Linked DNA regions of Homo sapiens: region 2 is linked to region 1. Evidence: chromatin loops called from intact Hi-C (ENCODE). Cell type or tissue: heart left ventricle. All regions are shown on one strand.

Evidence for each region. A loop is a pair of places that touch in the nucleus more often than their neighbours do. Peaks named below come from ENCODE experiments on the same cell type or tissue, not always from the same donor. Only the 100,000 strongest peaks of a DNase experiment are listed, where the experiment ranks them.
Region 2: it touches region 1 in a loop (2.6-fold over the local background); 17 of 110 quality-filtered maps call a loop at or near these places.

What each region holds. Positions count from the first base shown.
Region 1 is chr2:64,862,402-64,870,401 of GRCh38, forward strand. It overlaps LINC01800 (long intergenic non-protein coding RNA 1800), which reads right to left and starts at 1,230. Exons shown (of 5, transcript NR_110224.1): 1 at 1,013-1,230. RefSeq lists a silencer at 3,217-3,416. In heart left ventricle, a CTCF peak has its summit at 3,342 (motif pointing left); DNase peaks (open chromatin) are centred at 2,850 and 3,300; H3K4me3 peaks cover 1,366 bases; H3K27ac peaks cover 1,076 bases.
Region 2 is chr2:64,045,805-64,053,804 of GRCh38, forward strand. No RefSeq gene overlaps it. Among named protein-coding and RNA genes, the nearest start is that of VPS54, 30 kb to the left of the region's middle. In heart left ventricle, a CTCF peak has its summit at 4,071 (motif pointing right); a DNase peak (open chromatin) is centred at 4,080; H3K27ac peaks cover 2,080 bases.

The DNA of each region.
Region 1 (8,000 bases):
TATCCCTATCCCCTTCAATCCGACTCTGCAGTCCCTCCCGCTAGATGTAGACTATACTGTACTTTCTTGCCCCTTGACTTTGGGCGTGGCTGCATGACCCCTTTTGGCCAATGGAATGTAGGAGGAGGTGACATGGTGCCAGTTCCAAATCTAGGTCTTTAGAGGCATTTTATGTTTCCACCTGCTTTTTTGTGCCTATTATCACCATGGGAGAAAAATGTGCCCTAGCTGGCCTGCAGGTACAAAAAGAGTGAGGGACATGTATGCAGAGCAGGCTCAGCCCAACGGTGGCTTAGAGCTGCCCAGCCAACATCAGCCTCATCTAGCCAACCTCCAGCTGACTCACAGCTTTGTGAATCAAATAAATATTTACTGTTATGCCATTGAGATTTTTGTGGTTGTTTGTTACCTAGCAATAGCAGACTGATACATCCTCTTTCTCAAAATACTTCCTTTGCTGAGTTCCTTGTAATCACCATCTTCTGGTTTTCCTCCAGTGTCATGGGCTGTCTTCCTCAGTCTGCTCTGCTGGGTTTTCCCCTACCAGATCTCTAAAGGTTGGAGTGGCATCAGTCTCAGCCATCTGCTACCTTCTTTCTTGACTCTCTCCCTAAGTGGAATTATTCTGGCCTACTGCTTTGAAGACTACCTACATGCTGGTTCTCAAATTTAAATCTGAACTCCAGACTCAAAGCTGTCTACACATATTTACCTGATGTCTGATAGGTCTTGGCATGGCCCAAACACAATTATGGATCCACCTCCTACCCCCAACATAGGACTACCCAGTTAGTCCTGGGTCAGATCATCAGTAAGCCTTATCTATTCCCACCTCCAAAACTGACCCAGAAACCAGTATCACATCTCACCATCTCCATAGCCACAACTGTGGTTTTTAAAATCTCCTCCTGCCAGGACTTTTGCAATAGTATCTTAACTGTTTTCTTCACTCCCCACCTTCTAACCCTCCAAAGGCTTCCCACTGCAACAAAATAAAACCCACACTTCTTACCTTGATCCATGAGGACTCAGCTACCTATGTTCCCAAGGCCCCTCTATTCTTCTTGCTCACATTGCTCCAACCACGTTGGCCTTCACGGTGTTTCTTAAGCATAAGGAGCACATTTCTGCCTCAGGGCTTTTGTTTTTACTTGCCTTTCTGCTTGCAGCACTCTTCCCCAGATCACCACATGGCTGCCTCCTTCCCACCCAGAAGGTCTCGAATGCCACCTCCTCAAAGAGACCTTCCCTGGCTAAATAAAACAGCACCCATCAACCTACCACACACACGGATGCACCCACATGCACACACACACACCCCTCTACCACAATACTCTAGTTTAGCTTCCTTTTTTTGTTATTTTTAATTTTCTTTTGCAGAGGCAAAAGAAGACACTTGCTGCCCAGGCTGGTTTTGAGCTCCTGGCCTCAAGTGATCCTCTTGCCTTGGCCTCCCAAAGTCCTGGGATTATAGGCGTGAGCCATGAGTCTACTCTGTTTCTCCCATTAAAATATAAAATCCTTAAGAACAGGTATTTGTCTCAGTCTCTGATGTATTACCAGGGCCTAGAACATGTCTTGTACATAGTGGACTTTCAATAAATGCTTGTTGATTGACTGACTGATGCTAGAACTGAATAGAGAAGGGATACAATTGGCTAGATTGTGAACATGGGAATGAATGTCCCAGGAAGGCAACTGCAGAAAGGCTGGAGAATTCAAGATACAGTATATCCAAGGGGTTATGAGGGGCCAGGCTGGCTACAGGAGAGAATTCATGGGGAATGAGGGAAGAAACTTCTGCATGGTGGAAAGACTTAAATGCCATCACTCCCAGTCATTGGAGATCGTGGGTGCCCCTGAGGGTTACAGATCAAGGACGTGATATGTTGAAAGCACAGGTTTTAGGATGATTAGTAGGGTTGAAAGGTATGCATTTCTGAGTGTCCTTAACTATGTGTCTTCCCTTGGGATCCCAGAATTTTAGAAGACAAAGACATCTAGAAGAATCTGAGAGCCCAGGGGAGCCAGAGAGATTGGTCCCCTTGGATTCCAGATGCAAGAAGAAGCCATTACCCAACCTTTCAGGGACCGATACTGAGTTCCCGGTTCAGGAAGTTCTCCCTGTGTAATTAAGGATTTGCCAAGCGCACAGCCGGCATTCATACACACGTGTTAACGAGCTGGTGCCCCAGTGTCCCTGGGCTCCCTTATACCCTCCCCCGACACACACACACACACACACACACACACACACACACACACACACACACACACAGTTGCTTTCATGTACCCAGTGGCTGAACACAAGCTTCCCCATACCCCCACCCCACGGATGCATCTCTAACCCAGCTACTTGCCTTCCCAGCCCCCTCCACCCAATTCTATTGTCAGGGCTGAACAAAAGGCCCAAGGCATCCTGGGTTAAAGGATTTTTAACTCTGCCAATCCCAGGAGGCTCCAACATGAAGCAGCTTCCTGCTGGAGAAAAGTGACTGAGACATCTCCCCAGGCGACAGGGGAATTTTTTTTTTTTTTAATCTGGTCTGAAAAACAGAACCTAGCCGCCAATCAGACACTCCTCCCCCCAGGACCCCACCCCGGAGACCTCCCAGCAGTCAAATGGGCCTTGAGGTCTCTTTCCTGATGACTTCTATTTGCAGGCGTCAGGCTTGTTGCTTCCCACGTCCCCCCCGACCCCCATCAGACCGGACTCTGGCTCTCCTCTCCTCCCGCACCTCCCCCACCCCGCCCTGTGCCCGGTGGCTGCCCCCGGCGCACGGACAGTGCCCCCTCCGCCTCTCTGCTCCCCGGGAGTGCCGGCAGTGCCCGGGCAAGGCCAGAAGCCCAGGCTAGGCCCCCTCCGTGGGCGCGCCAGGTTCTGTGCCGCGTCGTCCTTCCCCTCCTTGGGCACCGGCTCTGAACCTGCCCGGCCAGAAACCGAACCCGTTTTCAGGAGGAGCGCCTGCGGGCGTGCTGGCTCCACGCGCGGCTCTCGGGGCGGCCGGGTTCGGGCGTGTGCGTTTCCAGGCGCCTCTGTCCCCAGCGGGAGGAGCGGCTGTGGAGGGGGCCTGCTGGCGGCTCACCCCAGGCCCGGAGGGTTCGGGAACTAAACCTGCATCTGGTGTCAAAACCCCTTTTTGCCCACCCTGGCACTGACGTTAAGCATGCATCTTTTTTCCCTGAAGTTTTTTTTCCGTAGAAGACATACTGGGTAAATTAGAAACATGTTTGAGAAAGGAGTGAGCGGCGAACGCTGGCATCTAAACAACACAAAAGTGCCCACGCCAGGCCACACGCCCAGGCGGCCGCGGCCTCGGCGGCGGCGCAGCGCCCCCTGGCGGCCGCGCGGGGCCCCTACCGAGCCGCCCCCGGCCGTGTCCCCTCACCTCCCCTCACCTCCCACGCTCCTGAGCCGGGAGCAGCCGGGAGGGCCAGGGAGACCCCTGCTCCCCCAAGTCAGAGCAACAGTGGGACACTTTGGGAGGAAGGGAATGAAAGGAGTCCAACGCCAAGGTCCTGGGGGATGCTTTCTGTGGTTTCGTGGCTGGCGCCGAAGTCAAGAACCTAGGGAAGGAGCCAACATAAAAGAAAACCCTTGATCCATTTTCAATGAATGCCTGAAATTCTACCAATCCAGCATCATCCCTTCACCTGCAGGCTTTGATTCCTTTTAAAATGCAAATGCCTCAAGGAAGGGGAACCCTTAAAACAAGGGCAGATGGCAGGCTACATCAAGAAATCACCAACGTCACCAAAGAGACATGATTACGCCATGATGTGTACATACTATATGGTAATGGCGTTTAATAAGCAGCGTTTAATCTTTTTTTTATTCCTGTTGTTGGTTGTCCAGGCATCCTTTTGTACTCTGACAAGCAGTGTTTCTTCAGGATGCCCCGCCCGCAGTGGCCAGACCCTCTAGTTCAGTTGCTCCAAGTTTTCTTACCCTTTGCATCCTAAACCTTTCTCCAATCATTCTACTTCCCATTCTCACAATCCTGCTTGATTGGAGGTTCACAGCATCTTATCGCTAGTCCCAATCATTGCAGTAGCCCAGTGGGAGTATCTGGATCCCTTCCATAGCACACAGGGTCCTGGGGAAGTTCAAGAGAGTCTCTCAAGTCCTTTCTGTACAATACGCAACACCACTGAATCTGTCAAGAGGCGGCTGCCTTGTGCTGGTGGTGGGGTGGGGGGACTGTCTTCCCAAAGTCAGCAGAGAACCCCTGCTTTCGGCTTCCCATCATCTATCTGGAATTTCTCTCCTCTTGCCACTCCTCCATCTGGCAGAAGCCAGAAGTAGGGGTGCTGGGTTTCTGAAGGACCCAGGCAGGGTCTTTCCCGCTTCTCCCCTTTGTCCTCTGAATCCGTCTTTTTCCTGCTCATAGGGTTTCTACTTAGCCATACTGTCCGGTGGGAATGCCTCCAACTCCAGAGCTTCCTCTTCTTTCAAGTGTCTCCTGCTGTATCAGTTATCTGTTGCTACAAAACGAGCCACCCAGTGGCTTACACTCAGTAGCTTAAAACAATAAACATTTATTTGCTCATGACTCTGTGGGTCGGCTGGGCGGTTCTTCTGGCTTGGCTCTGCTGGGCTCACTGTGTTTGTGGTGAGCTGGCAGGTCATCGGATGGTTTAAGATGGCCTCCCTCACACATCTGGTGGTTGGCAGGCTGTCAGCTGGGGTGAAAGGGTGACCCGGCCACGTGTCTCTCATCTAGCAGGCTAGCCTACCCCAGGCTTCTTCCAATGGCAGTAGGCTTCCACGGATGGGAAGAGCAAAAGCTACAAGACTTCTTGAGCCCCAGGCTTGGAACGGACGCACCTTCCCTTCCACCGCATTCTCTTCATCAAAGTAAGTGACAAGGTGGGCCAAACACAAGGGGTGGGCAAATGGACTTCACTCGAAATGGAAAGAGCTGCAAAGTACTGCAGCCATGTGTGCAGTCTACCACACTGGCTGTCTTCTTTCTTGGGGCACGTTATCAATGAAGCAAAATGCACTTAAAAATATGACATCCTTCAGACACACCAAACACAGGCAGTCTAGCACAGTGCTTAAGTGCACAAGCTCAGTAGTCAACGTGCCTGGGTTCAAATCCTGGCTCCGCATTTACCAGCATCTGACCCCGTAAAAATTATCTTACCTCTCTGTGCCTCAGTTGCCTACTCTGTAAAACTGGGGGTAGCTGTAAATATTAGATAAATTATATCATGCTTAGGCAGTGCCTGGCACATAGTAAGTGGCCAATAAATGTCAGCTATTGTGCCCAGGAGATGATGGCTGGCTGCCCACCAGGAGTGCTGCAGCCGCAGCACCATCTTCCACAGTAGCCCCAAAGCCCCACTCACCACTGCTGACACCAGCAGCCTCACACTGCCAGCTCTCCGGGCAGGGGCAGGGCCCCTTTGAGGTGCCAGCGAAATGGTCCTGTCAGTTTTTACCAGTTCCTTCATCAAGGCTTGCCTATCACTTGAGCCCAGGAGTTTGACACCAGGCTGGGCAACACGGTGGAACCAGGTCTCTACAAAAAATGCAAAAAAATTAGCTGGGCATTGTGGCATGCCCCTATAGTCCCAGCTAGTGGGGAGGCTGAGGTGGGAGGATCACTTGTGCCTGGGAGGTTGAGGCTGCAGTGAGTGGTGATTGCACTACTGCACTCCAGCCTGGGCGACAGAGCAAGACCCTGTCTCAAAAAAAGAAAGCATGCCTGTCTAGAGCTGGGACGGGTCAGCTGTCACAAAAAGAGCTCTGAAGTCACACAGACCCCAGGACTGCTTCTGGCTCTTCTTCCTGAGGGATTTAGACGATCGAATTAATTCTCAGAGTTTCAGTTTCCTTGTCTGTAAAATGGGTGTGACAGCAGTACCTGGCACAGAGCCGATGAAGTGTAACGTGAAGAATTAAAGAGCCTGGGCCTGAAAGCTGAGGGCTCTCAAAGGACTCTTGTGGTATCTGAAGCTGCCCCTCCTACAGGGGAAACTGCTGTGGATGAATCCTTACTCCCCACAATGGCCTGCATCACTCATACAGCCCTCCGCCCCTGGTCCAGCAAGATGGGCCAACATCCTAGGGAACAAGCTAAGCTCTCTCTGCAGTTGCTAGTTTGATAACTGTTACCCCCACTACACTTCTGGGGCCTGTACCTTTGTTTTATTTTCAACCTAGTACCTCTAATAGTTAGCCCAGGGCTTGACATGGTAGATACCCAATAAATGTTGATTAAAGAGAGGCTGAATAAATGAATGAGGACTTCATTCTGATAGTTTCCCTTTTCCTTGGGTTAGACCCGCTTCTTCTGGATGGTCTCCAAACCAAGAAAACCCACGGAAATGAGGGAAGGAGGAAGGGAAGCTGCACCTGAGGACTGAGAGTGGGGCCGTGCTCTTCAGCCTTGCTGACACTGCAGCCCTGGGGAGCCAGGGCCACCCCCAGAGATTCGGCTGTAATTAGCATGGGAGCTGGGAGATAGCCCTGATGGGTGTGCTTCATCATTTTCACCAGGTCTCTCCCTGAATCAAGTCTTCCAAAACTGACATCAGAGAACCCCAGATTCTGCTGATGGTCCCCATGCAGTTCAGACCACAGATAATGGAGCTGAGCAGGGATTTAAAGAAACAGACAAACCCAACTTCATCCCGAGTGAGTGTGTGAGAGAGTGTGTGTGTGTGCATAGACACAAGTGTAAAAAGAAAACACACACACATCATGATTTGATGCTTAACGCAATTCATGAAATGAGTTACCACTCACCCCCTTCGTACGTGGGTCCTGCAGGGCACACGTGATGGTGAAAGCTGAGGCAGCAGCAGAGGGTGAGGGCTGCGGGCTGCATGCGGATCTCAGGGGCTGTTTCCCAGGGAGCCAGGGCTCTAGGAGTCCTGGTAGGAAACTCTGTGAGCCGCCCAGGCTGGTGGCCATCCAAACCAATGGCTGGAGGTGGGCGGTGGAGGTGGAGAGCAAAGAGCGGCTCCTTGTGGGAAGATGAGACTAAAATATCCTCTATGAAATCAGGGGGAGAAGGTGGGGCGGGGCTCTGTGTAAGGAAATCTGAGTGAGCTCCTAAGTCCACTTTTTTTTTTTTTCCTGGTGCACATTTAGCTGAGCTCTTTTGAAAGATGGATGTGTATCTGTCCACAAGCACATACCCCCAAGACCAAATCAGAAGGATGGTAGAAAAGTGGGGAGAAGGCAAGTGGGTGAATGCGGGCCACAGTGGCATGACCAGCGCTCAGGCTGGGGCCCAGGCGGGATTTGAGAATAAAGGGATCTTCTTGGAGTACACAGTCCTGGGACTGGGGAAGAAGGCTGTCACCTTCATCAGAGGGGACTTGGAACTCCTGGATTTAAATTTTGACTCCCAGGAGGGCATCTGGTTGCTCAGGGGATAAAGGAGAGAAGGCTAAGATTATGCTGATTCTGAGTGGGGCCCTAAAGTCACTTTGTAACACATGGACTGCAACACAGAGTAACACACTGGACTGTGACACACACATGGCAACACACGCAGTGTGACACAGGGACCATGACACACCACAGACTATGACACATGCACCGCAACACAGGAACTGTGGCACACCATGGACTGTGACACACACACCACAACACAGGGATTGTGACATACCACGGACTGTGACACATACACCATGACATAGGGACTGTGACACACCATGACACAGGGACTGTGACACACCATGGACTGTGACACACACACACGGCGACACGTGGAGTGTAACTCTTTGGTAAATTTTTTTGATACAAGGTCTCCCTCTGTCACCCAGGCTGGAGTGCAGTGGTGCAATCATGGCTCACTGCAGCCTCCGCCTCCCAGTGTCAAGCGATTCTCCTACCTCAGTCTCCCAAGTAGCTGGGACTATAGACATGCACCACCACGCTGGGTGAATTTTTAAATTTTTTATAGAGATGGGCATCTTGCCGTGTTGCTCAGGCTGCTCTCGAACTCATGAGCTCAAGCAATCCTCCCACCTCAGCCTCC
Region 2 (8,000 bases), 820 kb before region 1:
CTGGGATTACAGGCGTGAGCCACCGCACCCGGCCTATATTTGACTTTTTTAAAAGCCGAACTATACTATAAAGAATGTTTTCAAAAGAACCAGCCAAATTAAAATTATAGAAGGTTTTTTGTTACCTTTAGATTCATGTTTTAATATTCATGGTGAACTATCTTTTCTACTAAAGCCCTTAGACAACTGGCAGTAGCAATTTTCACTGTCTAGAAGGTGGCTTCTCCAACTCAATGTGCATAAGAAGCACCTGGAGCTCTTGTTGAAATGCAGATTAAGATTCAGTTGCTCTGGGCTGAAGCCCAAGACTGTGCATTTCTATTAGGCTGGTGCAAAAGTAATTGCGGTTTTGATGGCAAAAACCACAATAACTTTTGCACCAACCTAATAACAAGCTTCCAGGTGGTGCTGGCGCAGCTGGTCTGCAAACCACACTTTGAATGGCCAAGTTCTGTGGCCTCTTGTCCTTCCCTGCTAGCTGGAAATTCACCTTATAACAAATTCAAACCCACTTTGGTCCTTTGGGCTAAAACCGATCCAAGATTTAAGATGTTCAAATTGGGATGGTTAACTGATCCCATTACATGTTCTGCCCTGCAAGTTAGAATGCGGACTTAAATGAAAAATTAAACTATAGTCAAGATTTTAAAAACAGTTGAGGCTGGGCAAGGTGGCTCATGCCTATAATCCCAGCACTTTGGGAGGCCAAGGCAGGTGGATCACCTGAGGTCAGGAGTTCGAGAGCATCCTGGCCAACATGGCGAAACCCATCTCTACTAAAAATACAAAAATTAGCTGGGCATGGTGGCAGGCACCTGTAATCCCAGCTACTTGGGAGGCTGAGGCAGGAGAATCACTTGAATCTGGGAGGTGGATGTTGCAGTGAGCCAAGATCGCACCATTGCACTCTAGCCTGGGAGACAAGAGCGAAACTGTGTCTCAAAAAAAAAAAAAAAAAAAAAAAAATTGAAAATGTGACCCACACTCTCCATATTCATTCATACTCTCTATGTCCTTTGATTTAACCAGTATTCTTGTCATACCTTAATCTCTTCTTAATGAATAAGATTTAAAAAGATGTATCGATGGAAATAATGTGTTAAACAACTTATCTGTTGACATAGCAAATAAGTAGAATTATTTTAGAAAGCTATTTAGTAATCTGTATCAAGATGTTGTTTTTTTACACCAGAATTGTTTCAATGTTTGTTTTACCCCATATTCTCATTCTTGATAATTTATTATACAAAATTATAATATTTGCTGAGCATTGCCACATGCTCTTCACTGTAATGGATTGTAGATTAACTTGCAGTAAGGAGAAAAGCACTTTCCACAAACATATTTATTTCAGTATGAACTAAAATGAAAAACATAGGAAACTAAACTTCAACAACTAGGTAAATTTTTATATAACAACTCAAAGGAATAATTCAAGACATTAAAAATGTGTAAATTATAAAATTGTGTGTTAAATGAATGCAAATAAAAAACTATAGAAGCAAAAAAAAAAAAAAATGAAAGTTAAAGAGGCAGAATTTTAAATAAAATGTTGCCTTAAAAGTTACTTGAGGCTGGGCACCGTGGCTCATGCCTGTAATCCCAACACTTTGGGAGGCCGAGGCGGGCGGATCACAAGGTCAGGAGTTCGAGACCAGCCTGGGCAACATGGTGAAACCCTGTCTCTATTAAAAATACAAAAATTAGCCAGGTGTGGTGGCAGGCGGCTGTAATCCCAGCTACTCGGGAGGTTGAGGCAGGAGAATCGCTTGAAACTGGAAGGCGGAGGTTGCAGTGAGCTGAGATCGCGCCATTGCACTCCACTCTGGGTGACAAGAGTGAGATTCCACCTCAAAAAAAAAAAAGTTATTTGAAAAACTACACACACACACACACACACACAAATGTGTAGAAGGATCAGATAATACAAGGCTTCATTTCATTTCTTTGGCTGTTGAGGCAACTTTTAAAAAGCCTTCTCTTACACCAACAAAAATATTCTTGTCCTTTCCTGCTTTCATAGCCTACATCTTCCTGTTTGTGAATACAGGTAGGAGATGTTGGAGTGGCAATCTGGGGCTCTCCCGTGGTTTACAGTGAAGAAAATAACTCAGTTTCATCAAGAGGCTGGCAAATGTTTTGCAGATATTTTACAATTGTATCAACCATAACAATGCCACAGATTCTACAAGGCTAAAAACCAGGCAGCAAGGCATTTGTCTTTCGGCTATTTTTGCTTAGAAGTTATTGGTGTTTGGCCTTATTTTCTTATATTGTAAACTTTTTGGATATTGGATATTTAGTTGTAAATGTCAGCTTGTTTATATTTGAGTTTACTCAACATTGGAATCCCTAAGGAATTCTTGAAGTTTGATAAATTCCCAGATACAACGGCACAATTCAGGGAGAGGAGTTTAGAGTCGTGAGTACCCTTTGCAGGAAGATAATGGTAAGCAAAACCTACTCTTAAAAGTTGTGTTGGGGGGTAGACCACAGTAGCTGATGGATGGTGAATGGTCTCAGGGTGGGAGTGGAGAATGGAGAAGGAAGAGGAGGCTCTGGGGCATAAAATGATGGGCCCTATACTAGCACCTCATTCTTGCTTTTACAGGGGAGGGAAAGACTTTTCCTCTACCCTCCTAGGTTTAAAATTTGAGTCTGTGAAACAAACTGACAATACGCAGATTAACCGGAGAAAAGGTATACAAATTTATTGCATGGATGGGGCATCACAAGAGAAAAAAAAATGAATACCCAAAAAAGTGGTGAGATTTGGGAGCTTATACTGTCTTCGTAGGGGAAAGAAGAAGAGGGATATGGACAACTTAGGAGAGGGTAAATAATTTGGGGGAAAGAATGAGCCCTTAGGGAGATGGAATCGTTTGTAGCAAACTCTTACATTCTATTATAGATGTAATAGAAGTGGTGTCCACTTCTAATCTTCTGTCCTGTTGTAATAGTCAATCTTCCTGGTTGATTAACCTACCAGAGAGGGGAATTAATGACAACTGAGTTCATTTTGGAGGATCTGTCTTCAGGCAGGTAAGGGAGAGTTCAGAGAAAGCCTCTCCCTGCATTTGCTGTCTTTCAAGTGTCTTCAGCTTCAAATAATTAGTATACCAAAGTAGCATATTTTGGGGTGGCATGTCCCAAATGCCTTTGCTTTCTTTTTTCTGAGTTTGGGAAATGTTCTTCCTTTTCTTGGGCACACTGTCCCCACCAAAGACAGAACAAACAAACAATTCAAGCTTTTATGCAATGAGATAGACACTGTGCTAGGCCTGCTCCCATTTTTGGCCTCCTGCAAAAATCCCAAGGAGCAACCTGGGAATATTTTTTTTTTTTTTTTTTTTAAGATGGAGTTTCGCTCTTGTTGCCCAGGCTGGAGTGCAATGGTGCGATCTCAGCTCACTGCAACCTCCACCTCCCAGGTTCAAGCAATTCTGCCTCAGCCTCCCAAGTAGCTGGGCCTACAGGCATGCGCCACCACACCTGGCTAATTTTTGTATTTTTAGTAGAGACGGGGTTTCTCCATGTTGGCCAGGGTGGTCTCAAACTCCTGACCTCAGGTGATCCGCCTGCCTCGGCTTCCCAAAGTGCTGGGATTACAGGCATGGGCCACTGCGCCCGGCTGCAATTTGGGATTTTTGTAGGAAATCAGGAACAAGGCTCAGGAATGCTGTCCTGAAAATGATCAAATCCTTTCACCTGCCTGTCTTGCTAGGGGCGTGGAGAATACATAAAGGTACACAGAACTAGAAGGATGGAGGAAATAATGAGGCTGTCATGGGAGATTTCCTAAAGGTTACTATGAATTAGCTAATTTGTGATACCTTGTTGCTAATTGCTGAAGAGAGGCTGCTCTTTTATTCAGAGTTATGGCTATGCCAGTTCCTTCTGGGCACTATTCATATGCATGAGTTTGCCTCTTGTTCTACATCAGTGCCTCCTGGTTTGCCCTCCTCTTTACACTCTTGACATGCAGAGGTGAAGGCAAGTGTGGTTGTGCTTTCGTTAATTTTGTATGGGAGGAAGTGGTTGTTCAGTGACCTTGGAAAAGCCCAGTGCTGATGTTTTACAGCAGGTGGCAGCCTTTCCCTGGGAGAGAAGACAGAGCTAGTCTGATCTAATGCAAAATTGTTTAGGGTTTTATTGCTTTTCCTTGATAGACGTGTCAAGTGATTACCTGACCCTGAAGTTGAAATTGGCTTTATCACAGAGGGAAGAGAAGCAGAGATCCTAAGCCCTGGAAAAGGGAGTGTAAACTCACTTCTGGGGCTCAATCCCACAGCTGCTGCCTCTGAAGAAACTGGTGGCTGCCCTCAGGGAGTCTGGTCAAGTTCAGACACCACATGGCATCTCTGAGCAAGGGCCCACAGAGAGACACGGATTGGAGCAGGGAGACACAGATTGAAGCAGATCAACAATTATCCTGCTGTATTTTGTGAAGGAGGGCATTTGATAGCAGAAGTACCCCCCTTTCCATTCCAGATGTGTAAAGCAGCCTTTTTTTTTTTTTTTTTTTTTGAGATGGAGTCTTGCTCTGTCACCCAGGCTGGAATGCCATGGCGCAATCTTGGCTCACTGCAAGCTCCACCTCCCGGGTTCACGCCATCCTCCTGCCTCAGCCTCCCAATGTAGCTGGGACTACAGGCGCCCACCACCATGCCCGGCTAATTTTTTTGTATTTTTAGTAGAGATGGGGTTTCACCGTGTTAGCCAGGATGGTCTTGATCTCCTGACCTCGTGATCCGCCCGCCTCAGGCTCCCAAAGTGCTGGGACTACAGGCTTGAACCACTGCGCCTGGCCGCAGCCTTTTAAACTAATCTGCCAAATGGTTTTCTTAAGGTTATTCAGTTACTTGCATTCAAATTTGCAAAGTGCTTAATAAAAGGAAAGGCAGACTTGGTGGAGAAGCTTGATGCTGGAAATACATCCAATTTGTTTCTGAATTCTTTTTTGTCTTTTTTAATTTTTTGTTAATTTTAATTTTTTTGAGACAAGGTCACACTCTGTCACCCAGGCTGCAGTGCAGTGGCATGATCTTGGCTCATTGCAACCTTCGCCTTCCAGGTTCAAGTGATTCTCGTGCCTCAGCCTCCCAAGTAACTGGGACTACAGGCGCTCACCACCATGCCCATAGGAGTTTTCTGTATTTTTATTAGAGACGGGGTTTCACCATGTTGGTCAGGCTGGTCTTGAACTCCTGACCTCAAGAGATCCACTTGCCTCGGCCTCCCAAAGTGTTGGGATTACAGGTATAAGCCACTGTGCCAGGTCTGTTTCTGATTTCTTAATGGTAGGATTGTATGTATAATTTATCAATAAAGTGCTATGTAGAAAACATTATTCAAAACTTAGCGTAAATGAGTAGAGATTGACCGAAGTCCCTATAGATGAATCTACTTTATGCCTAAAGGAAATATGGGTGATTAGACAGGGATAGGAGCAGACAGAAATCAAGGGACTAGGTGGGACTATTGAAATTAATTAAAATTGAAATGAAAAATTCAGTTCCTAAGTTGCACTAGCCACATTTCAAGAGCTCAACAGCCACATGTGACTAGCGTCTACCATGTTGGACAGCACGGATAATTGACCATTTTTATCATCACAGAAACTGCTACCAGATAGCAGTGGACTAGAAGAAAAAAACAGGGAGTGTGGCCAAGTGAAAAGGTGAGTAGTTAAGAACAAACCCTCCCTGTAATGCTAATTATTGAAATACTAATTCCTAAGTGTGGCAGGAGTTTCAAATAGAGTATCTCATATAATCCTCATACTGATCCACAACCACAGTAACGCTGCTGACATTTGTTGAAACCTTTTTACTACTGCAGGCCAGGCACTAAAAACTCTGTTGAACTGTTTGGGCTCGGAAAACAATACCCTAAAACAAAGACCTCAGAAAGCAACCTCAGAAACAGAAGTTTTTCTTTGACCTTCTCCTGCCCTCCTGTCTCTTAATCCTTTCTCCACTGAGGCCAGCCGCAGAAACTAGAATCCCTCTTCCCGAAGGTGGGTCATAGAAACCAGAACCCCTTTACCCAAAGCTAGTCATAAAACCTACAATTTTACTCTAACTTTCCCTCCACCTTTCTGTATAAAAACTGGCCATGAAGAAATTATCTGACCTCCCTTATTTGACTGTAGGACATAAGACCCTGGTTCCAGAGAGGGTCCTGTCCCACACCCAGAAGGAAGGAATGCGTGCTCAGAGACGCCAAGAAGAATCTAGACGGACAGGCCTTGCTGGGTTTCCCCACTCCGGCCATTAGATCTTACCCTTTTTGTCCAGTCATGTTCCTATACAGCTGGCCATACTTTGTTGAACCTAAGCATAAAAATGACAATTTCCCCTGCGTGTTTTGGTCTTCATTCTGAAGGCTCTTGTGTATTCCCGTTAAATAAATTTGAATGTCTTTTCTCCAATTAGTCTACCTTTTTTGAGTTGGTTTTTCAGCAAACCTTCTGAGGGCCACGAGGAAAGCTCTCCCTTGGCCCCTACGTAACTTGCTGGTCTTTGCAAGAACTCAGTCAAGTTGGTACTATTATTGTTCCTATTTAACAAATGAGGAAACTGTAGCAGAGAGGGACTTTAGTAACTTATCCAAGGTTACCTGGCTTGTAAGGAATAACTGGGACTCAAACCCATGTCTTTCTGGGCTGTAACAATTACAGAGAAAGCAAGCAAGGAAAATACCTAGCACTCTCTTTATGTGAGTCAAATTTGCTTTTAAGCCACTTTTCCCTAAGGCAGGCCCACCTCTTAGATTTTCTGTCACATAATTGTCTTTCTGGCTGAAGAAGAAGGCATTATGCCAATTCTGAGAGAGTAACAATGACCCCCTGTTAGTCAGGATGTGAGCCGCTTCCTTCCCTCTAAAGCAGAGTCTGCTGCTGCACAAGGGAAGTTGGTTTCTCAGAAGCTCACCTTTGTAGACACAAGTCTGTTTGGGTGACATTTTTTAAGTAAAATATTCTTAAGATGAAAATGAAGACTAGAAGTGTACATGGGAGATGCTCTTTTCTCTAGGTGGTGAGATTAAGAAAAACTGTTTTTCTATTCATCCGTATTCTGTAACTTTTCTACATGAATATGTCTAAAAAATTTTTTTTAAAAAATCAAAGCCAGAGACTGCATGGGAAAAAATTGTGCCTTGGCTTTTGTTAATAGGCTTTTGATAAGATAGTAACTACTTTAGTACTAATAGCCAATAAAAATACATTTGGTTGAGTGCTAAATACTTTAAACAATAGCAGGGGAAGTGTGGAATTTAATTATAAGGTTAAAAAGGACACTAAACAATGTCCAGATACTCAGTGCTTCTCTGCAGATGGAGACACAGTTGTTTTGTGTTCATGGCCCTGTCTTTTAAATTTTTTTTATTTTTATTTTTTTGAGATGGAGTCTCGCTCTGTTGCCCAGGCTGGCATGTAATGGCTCCATCTCAGCTCACTGCAACCTCCGCCTCCCAGGTTCAAGCGATTCTCCTGCCTCAGCCTCCTGAGTAGCTGGGATTACAGGCATGTGCCACCACACCCAGCTAATTTTGTATTTTTAGTAGAGATGGGGTTTCTCCATGTTGGTCAGGCTGGTCTTGAACTCCCGACCTCACGTGATCTGCCCGCCTTGGCCTGCCAAAGTGCTGGGATTATTGGCTTAAGGCACCGTGCCCAGCCACGGTCCTGTCTTATGTCGCACAGTTCAAAGTGAGGCACAGGCTGGTAGATAAAAAACAGGGAAAGTCATGAATCACAATATTACTTTTATCATCAATTAGCAACAAATGGTCTCTGAAAACTAATAAACTTGGCATGGGGAAAGAGAGAGGTGATCTTTTCAAGCTACAGTGCATGTTTGTTCTCCCAGGTGAGACTCATTAAGTAGAAGCCATGTTACTGAGAATTTGCAAATATAAGCAGTATGGAGGCAGAAAAAAAAAAAAGAGGCTGAAAACTGGTCAGTGCTTGCTAAGGTTCTTTTCTCCTACAAAAT